2 separate regions of the Homo sapiens genome follow, and region 2 is linked to region 1. A link is a loop called in an ENCODE intact Hi-C map of the cell type or tissue named here. Cell type or tissue: spleen. All regions are shown on one strand. Each heading gives the region's core, and the rest is flanking DNA. Links, peaks and the distances in the headings are about the cores only. Region 1 has its middle 18 kb from the start of DEFB129. Region 2 has its middle 9.2 kb from the start of DEFB132.

The links. Peaks named below come from ENCODE experiments on the same cell type or tissue, not always from the same donor. Only the 100,000 strongest peaks of a DNase experiment are listed, where the experiment ranks them.
Region 2: a loop joins it to region 1, with 4 times the contacts of the local background. A loop is called at or near these places in 37 of 110 quality-filtered maps.

What each region holds. Positions count from the first base shown.
Region 1 is chr20:206,710-211,107 of GRCh38, forward strand. No RefSeq gene overlaps it. Among named protein-coding and RNA genes, the nearest start is that of DEFB129, 18 kb to the right of the region's middle. In spleen, for the core only: a CTCF peak has its summit at 2,416 (motif pointing right); no DNase peak of the experiment used is centred there.
Region 2 is chr20:264,709-269,106 of GRCh38, forward strand. No RefSeq gene overlaps it. Among named protein-coding and RNA genes, the nearest start is that of DEFB132, 9.2 kb to the left of the region's middle. In spleen, for the core only: CTCF peaks have their summits at 2,470 (motif pointing left) and 2,678; a DNase peak (open chromatin) is centred at 2,423; H3K4me3 peaks cover 811 bases; H3K27ac peaks cover 309 bases; H3K27me3 peaks cover 452 bases.

The DNA.
Region 1 (4,398 bases), core at 113-4,112:
GGCCACCTATGTATGCCCGATACGTCCAGTCTTCGTTGATGAAAATTGTTAGAGGTCAGTATTACAGAAGATAAAACAGAAAGGCCATATGTTAATAATGAGAAATAAGTGGTTAATTCATAATTAGTGAATCTGGTTTCAGCACTTTGGCCTTCGAGGTGGTCAAAACAGGTCTCCAATATGAACTAAGGATTGAAAAGATTAAAATTATTTTTTTAACAAAAATTAAGCTCAAAGAGTCTTGGATGCTTCAGATTGACTCTGCTTCTGGCATAACTTGAATAGAAAATCATATAAGGGTCTATGATGGGCACCATGCCCAGAGCTAGTTGGTTTAAATGTCATTCTATTTTGGACCCTAAAGATAAACATGGCCTACTGTGATTCCGTCCTGCGTGGCTGTTCTCTGGAGCAGTAGTCATTAATCTTTGCCTGCCTTCTCTCCCACCTAGGTGTGTGCCACCACCCCATGGTGACATGAGCTTCATTAATTAAAAAAAAAAAAAACTTTTTCTCTCTTTTCTTAATAGAAATGACCTTGGAAAATTTCTATTGGTCTGTCTTCAAGTTCATTTCTCTTTCCATATCATATCTACATGGCTGTTAAGTCCAAAGTTTATTATTTAAATAAATAAATAAAATTGATAAAACTCTAGCCAGTTGATCAAGAAAAAAGAGACAATTACCAAATTTTCAATATCAGGTATAAAAAGAGGACATCATTACATTAAAAGTTTTGTGAGAGATGATTCTATATGCCAAAATTTTTGACAACCTATATGAAATGGATAAGTTTCTTAAAAGATACAAATTACCAAAACTGACCTAAGAGGAAACATAAAGTTTAAACGATGCTGTATCAATTGGAGAAATTGAATCCATAGTTTAGTCTTCTCACAAAGAAACTTTCATGCCTTGATGGCTTCACTGGTGAAGTATACCAAGAAATAATAATGGCAATTCTACACTAACTCTTTCAGAAAATAAAGGAGGAGACACTTCTCAAATCATTCTTCGAGGCCAATATTACCTTGGTTCCAAAAATATGCAAAGATATCACAAGAAAAGAGAACTATGAGCCAATATCCTCATGAACATAATTTCAGAAATCTATAATAAAATATTAGCAAATTGAATGCGGTGAAGAATAGAAAGGATCATAGAACAGGACAATATGATGTTTATCCCCAGAATGCAAAGTTGATGTAACATCAAAAAATGAATCAACGTAATTCACCATATTGATGGACTAAAGGGGAAAAACATATGATTATTTCAATAAATGCAAGAAAAGCATTTGACAAAATTCAAAGCCCTTTAAAAAAAACTCATCAAACTAGGAGAGATGGTAACTTCAAGCTGAATAATGCTAGCTACAAAAAAGTAACTACAGATAACATCACCTTTAACTTAGAAGGCTCATGTCTTTCTACTTTAATTAGGAACAAATGGTAAGTTGACCACAACCACTTTTACTTAACGTCATACTGAAGGTCTTAGCTACTCCAAAAAGGCTAGAAATAGGAATAAAATGCATGCATTTAGAAAAGGAAGATACAGCAGATTCTATTTTTAGTTTTTAATTTTTATAGGTACATAGTAGATGTATACATTTATGGGGTACAAAGTTATTTTGATACAGGCATACAATGTGTAATAATCATATTAGGGTAAATGGGGTATCCATCACCTCAAACATTTATCTTTTCTTTGTGTTATCAACATTCTAATTATACTCTTTTAGTTATATTTAAATGTAGAATAAATTAATTTTGACTGTAGTCACCCTGTTGTGCTATTGAATACTACATTTTATTCATTCTGTCTTACTATATTTTCATACCCATTGACCATCCCCTCCTCCCAGACCCCCCTACTACCCTTCCCAGACTCTGATCATCATCATTCTACTTTCCGTCTTCATGAGCTCAATTAGTAAAACTTTCCTTTTTTGCAGATAACATGATCATGTACATAGGAAACCCTAAAGAATCCTTGGAAAAGCTATTACATCTAATAAATGAATTTAGCAAAGTTTTGAATGAAAGTCTGTATACAAAAATATATATGTGCATATTTTAGCAAAAAATTAGAAAAAGAAATTTTGACAAAAACTACCCTTTCCATAATAGCATCAAAAATGAAATATTTAGGGGCCGGGCATGATGGCTCACCAATCTTGTACCCCAACAACCAGAATGATTATTTTTTATAGTTTTATGTATAGTCTATTTTGGTTTTAAAATGGCAAAATACTATATGATTTTATATAAAAACTAAACTAACTTAGAAGTATGCAGTAAGAACGTGAAGGTCAAACACGCTGTCCATAACACTTAGGAAAATGAGATCAACAGTAAATAGAAGACTGGTTACTCATCCTACAAGAAATGGTGATGAATAGGCCTGCAAAATATCCTGTAACTCCTCTAGAGGGTGCTCACTAGCAGGACATTCACATGCTACTCCATGTGATGTTAGATTATTGTAAAGCATTATGTTCCTATAAAGGGTGGCGTGACAGTCCATTACCAAGCACGAGACCCTCTGCTGATCTGTCCTAACAAGTGGAATTATGATATGCAGCAACACAGGAACCAGGCTTACGCTAGCCACATTGCAGAGAGACATTGCCAGAATCTCACTTGTAGAGGCCACCATCATATACATCAGTAAGCCTCTCTCCCTGGATCCACATCTCCCTCTATAAGGAGCCCTGTTAACCCCATCATTTAAGGGCTTCATACATTTGCCTTATATTTCTCTCATAAACAAATCAATGAGTTCCAGACTTTTGGTACAAATGTATGAAGACAGAAGAAATCATATTTCAGTCTTAAAAGCCTAATCCCAGAAGTGACACCCATCACTTCACATTCCATTGCCAAGAGCAAATCACATGACCACACAGATGCAAGGGGAATGAGACATTGGCAACCACTTCCCAGTGACCATTATATATTATAGAAGGGGGGCATGCATGTAAGAGGAAAGTTGGTCTTCTCTGACAGAGACGTAGAATTCTACAAACATAGGGGAGGACGTTAAAAGGTGCTGAGCAGATAAAGGTCAAATGTCTGTTACAGAAGGACACAGGCACCAAAAGATAAAGAGATACTCCTCAATTTATGAGGGAGTTATGTCCCAATAAACTCACCATAAATTGAAAATATCATACGTCAAAACTTCATTTAATACAACTAACCTACCTAACATCATAGCTTAGCCAAGCCTGCCTTAAATGTGCTCAGAATATTTATTTGAGCACATAGTTGGGCAAAATCATCTAATAAAAAGACTATTTTATAATAAAGGGTTGAATATTTCCTGTAATTTATTGAATACTGTATTGAAAGTGAAAGATGGAATGGTTGTATGGGTACTTGAAGTATGGTTTCTACTGAATGCATATGGCTTTCACACCATCGTAGAGTCAAGAAATCATGTCAACCATCATAAATAGGGGACTATCTGTATGACAGTAAAAACCATTTTGTTACACAAATAGCAATCATCAAAAAAGAAAACACAGCAATTTCTGTTGCATATATCCAAGCATTCAACAACAAAAGACCTTTCATTTTAATCATTTTTTTAAGACACACGGTCTGACTCTGTTGCCCAGGCTGGAGTGCAATGGTACAATCATAGCTAACTGCAGCCCCGACCTCCTGAGCTCAAGCGATCCTCCTGCCTCAGTCTCTTGAGTAGCTGGGACTACAGGTGCGCATCACTATGCCTGGCTAGTTTTTTCTAGAGGCAGAGTCTTGCTATGTTCCTCAGACTGGTCTCAAACTCTTGGCCTCAAGTGATCCTCCCACCTTGGCTTCCCAAAGTGCTAGAATTACAGAGGTGAGCCACAGCACCTGGCCAAGAATAGACATTTTATATCAAAGTAATTCAAGTATCTATATGAACAAGTAATCGTGCAACTAGGTAATCAGGGCTTTGACCAATTTTGAATTACACAATTAAAGTGCTAATATGTATTGTATTATACTGTATTTGCTGTAGCAATGCAAAAACTTCATTGTTCTTTGTCCCCAAATACAACTGTCACTTATATTTCACTGTTTATGCTGCTAGTACATAGCTTTATAAATTAATCTATCTTGTTTCTGACACTTATACATATTTCATCCTCTGGGGACCTGGAGGAGCATATTCTTTGCCCCACCTCACAATTACCTATGCATATTTCTCAGTAACAGGCATAAGGCACGCTGCACAATCTTAGCTGATGAGATAAGAAGTCTCTCCTAAGGCTTTACTCGCTGGACCATGGCAGAAATGTGGACAAGAGTGGTTGCAGAACATGCTGTGCCTGGGGCAAGGACCCTCTAATAGAACTAGAAGAGATAAGTCACAGGTACAAGGAGTGTGCAATCGGTCTGTTCA
Region 2 (4,398 bases), core at 251-4,250, 58 kb after region 1:
TAGGACAAACTTATTCAGTATATGAAGATAATAGAGAACTTTTATACAAAAGTGGCTCTTACAAAATATTAATATAAAATATTAAAATATAAATTCTCAAGAGCTATAACTTAAACTTCTATGTTAATTTAGGTAAGCAATTCTCCTATGAAAAGACTTAACGAATTCTTTCCTTTTCTTTTCCTCTTGTCTTTTCATTTTGCTGCAAGGAGCAGCCTTAAAGCTGACTGAAACAGTTATTGTGACCAGCATGTAATGCTTGAAAAGATGAAAATCCAGCTTTAAATATGCTCAATCTCAATAACTTTTTTGGTTTTTTTTTTTTTTTTTTTTTTTGAGACGGAGTCTTGCCTTGTCACCCAGGCTGGAGTGCAATGGCACGATCTCGGTTCACTGCAACTTTCGACTCCCAGATTCAAATGATTCTCCTGCCTCAGCCTCTTGAGTAGCTGGGATTACAGGCACCGGCCACCATGCCCAGCTATTGTTTGTATTTTTAGTAGAGATGGGGTTTCACCATGTTGGCAAGGCTGGTCTCGAACTCCTGACCTCATTATCTGCCGCCTTGGCCTCCCAAAGTACTGGGATTACAGGTGTGAGCCACCGCGCCTGGCCTCAATAACTTTTTAATAGGTATATGCTTAGTTTATTCATGTTTCTTTGCTAGTTTTTTTTCCCTGCAAAGAAGAAGAAGAAAAATAATTTTAAATCTTATTTGAAGGATGATTGTACACTGTGTTATTGGCCTTGGAAAGGAGAGAAGGAGGAAAAGGAGTAGGAAAAGGGAAAATATCTTAAGAGGTTGTACTGTTAATCTACTTCCAGGCAGATTTTAACCACTAAAGCTAAAATGCTATTATGAAATTGAATATTTCAATTGAATATTGAAAATGGTATAATGATGCCGGGTACGGTGGCTCATGCCTGTAATGGTAGCACTTTGGGAGGCCAAGGTGGGTGCATCACTTGAGGTCAGGAGTTCGAGACTAGCCTGGCCAACATGGTGAAACTCTACCTCTACTAAAAATACCAAAAAAATAGCCGGAAATTGCTTGAACCTGAGAGGCAGAGGTTGCAATGAGCTGAGATCATGCCACTGCACTTCAGCCTGGGCAAGAGAGCAAGACTCCATCTTAAATAAATAAATAAATAAATGAAAATGGTATAGTGGCTTGAAGATGCAGGGGCCCATGAGGAAGAACATGGATGGCCCCTAGAAGCTGAAAGCAGCCCCCAGGTGGCAGCCAGCAAGGAAGTGGGGTCTTCAATTCTACACGTGCAAGGAACTGAATTCTATCAACAACCTGAATGAGCTTGGAAGCTGATTCTTCCCCAGAAGCCGCAGATAAGAGCTCAGCCTGCTAGGGGCTTGAGAAAGGGGAAAGTGACTTTAAAAATGTAACTCGAGGGAGTTCCAAAAGGCTAAGCGATTCGGTGAATCTAATAAACATGTTAAAATGCATAAAGTTCGGGTGTGGGGGAAAGGGAAGGGAGAGCATTAGGACAAATAGGTTCTTTTCTGAGTTCTGGCCAGGAGGCTTCTTGATCAGTTCAAATTGTTACAAAGTTCAGCTGGAGGTTTCCTTCTCCCTGTGGCCGCTCTGGGCCTCTGGCAGCCCTCCTCAAGGAGCAATCCGTTTCCTTCAGAGGGTCTGTGGGTTCTCCTGGCTTCCCTAATGCGTTCCTGCAGTCCTTCTGAAGCAAAACTTAATGATGCGAGCCTCCACACGCTGCTCTGACCGTCCGAGTGGGAGCTGCAATCTAGTCCTGCCTCCCGTCTGTCATGATCCCTGGTGGTTTTTGACTACAGCTCAATTGTTTTAGATTCCATGTGTAAGTGAGAACATGAAGTATTTGTCTTTCTGTGTTTGACTCATTTCACCTAGCAGAATGTGTAATAAACATTAACAAAATGAATGTGTAAAATCAGGTAGTGATCACAGCTACAAAGAAAATAAAACAGAGTGATAGATGGAAAGTGATGGGGAGGAAGAACCTGGTTAGAAATGGTGGTCAGGCAGGACCTCTCTAAGAAGGGAAAAGAGCTGTGACTGCACGATAAGCCGGCCACGTGAAGACCTTGAGGACAACATGCAAAGCTGATGACCCACCGGCCCTGCAAAGACCGGGCGGGAGATAAGCTTGGCTGGCGCGAAGAAAGAAGGCTGGAGGGAGTAGAAATGGGGACAGGAGCTGAACGCTGGGAGAGGGGGCTCAAAGCCAGCTCGCGTAGGCAGGGACTGGGCACTCGCAATGCGCGCAGAACAAAGGCCTCTCTCTCTCTTTCGCCACACTAAGGGCCAACATGGTCATCTCCAGGTGCGGATTCTGCCGTAAAATGCGCCCCTGGCGACTCACGACCAGGACGCATTCCGCACCGCTCCCCCACGCCCCGCAGCCCGCCCTCGAGGCTGATTGATTTGTGCCAGTCTCTACCGCCATCTGCCGGCAGCACTCGGTACACCCGCGCCCTGGAGGTCGCACGCGCTGGCCAAACGGGCGCACCAGACACTTTTCAGGGCCCTGCCAAAGACCTCCCAATGTCTACTGGCGTCCCAGACACAAGAGATCCAGGCCAAGACTCACACTTCACAAGATACACAGACACGGGCCTTAGGGAACAGGAAATTCCATGAAACTTCCATTTACCCAATTAGCCGGACTCACTGAGCCCCAGAATAGGGTTTTCAACCAACTCCTACTAAAATTAAAAAGTAATGTGTGGTATAGATTGGAATAATAGACATTGGAGGCTACAAACGATGGGAGGCGGAGAGGGGTGAGGGTTGAAAAATTACCTATTGGGTGCAACATTCACTATCCGGGTAATGGGGCACTAGAAGCCCACTCCACCACTATGCAATATATGTATTTGTACCCCGTAAATCTATAAAAATAAAAACTACATTAAAAATAATAATAATGTCTGGTCATCTAAATAGTACCTCTACAGCTTATTAAGTGCTCTGGAGACGTCCCAGTTGCCTGTCCTTCCCATTAAAGGTGATATCCAGTGCTGATTTCCCCTTCAACCTCGGGTTCCCATAAACCTCTTCTTTCTCACTCCTGCTGCCCTCCGGTACTCCAATAAAGAATGATAGATGGGCCGGGAGCAGTGGCTCACGCCTGTAATCCCAGCACTTTGGGAGGCCAAGGCGGATGGATCACCTGAGGTCAGGAGTTGGAGACCAGCCTGGTCAACATGGTGAAACCCCGTTTCTACTAAAATACAAAAATTAGCTGGGCATGGTGGCGGGCCTCAGTAATCCCAGCTACTCAGGAGGCTGAGGCAGGAGAATCGCTTGAACCCGGGGGCAGAAGTTGCAGTGAGCAGAGATTGTGCCACTGCACTCCAACCTGGGCGACAGAGCAAGACTCCGTCTCAAAAAAGAAAAAAAGAAAAGAAACAGTCCCAGTATGCATCCATGTGCATGTGCATGCAGGTGTATCTGCCTGTGAGAGCTGCGCACGCGGCTCTGAGTACCTGGGAAGACACCCATGTACAGATGCTGTACATGTGCGGGGTCACTCTCTGGCGCATTCGGAGGCATGAGGGCTACGTGCAATGCGAGGGAACCTATGTCCAGGCTTCCTTTCTTGGTTTTCCTCCTCTGAACTCATGCATCCCTTCACAAACAGTCCAGCTCCTGGCTAAAAACCTATGTGTGATTTTTCAGCCCAAACACAGGCAATGACAGGTTTTACCTGGCAGGCCTCACAGCTGAGTCGTGCACAGCTGATGCGTTGCAGTCTTTAAAGACAGTTGCAGACACAGACTCAGGCCTCCTGGACAGTCGACCTCTCACACACATCTCCGCTCCCAACCCAAGTCTTCATTCAGACACGTCTTCATTGCAGTGGGGTAGGCCTTCGGCCAGGACCTCCTTATCTTGGGGAGTGGAGAATCCTTGAAGACACTTTCCTCCATGCTGACTCAGAAGTTTTCCCACTCTCCCTTCCCCACCCCATCCCTGGCCCCCAGGTCCGTACAACTTCAGGAGCCTTTTTGTTGGAAGCTTTTCTGCAGTGAGACCAACCCCACACCTGTGCTCATCCACCCGACCCCAGTTGGCATCATTCTATGAGGAAATTAGAACAGGTGGATCTGTGTTCTACAAAATAAAACAAACCAGGTTCTCTGGTTTAGCCTCTTTCTTGTACTGTAATAATAAGAGATTTGGGGCTTGGCTATTACTTGCTTTGACTTTTTTTGTTTTGAGACAGGGTTTCGCTCTGTCACCCAGGCTGGAGTGCAGTGGTGCGATCTCGGCTCACTGCAACCTCCGCCTCCTGGGCTCAAGCAATCCTCCCACCTCAGTCTCCCTAGTAGCTAGGACTACAGGTGCACACCATCATGCCCAGCTAATTTTTATATTTTTTATAGAGATGGGGTTTCAC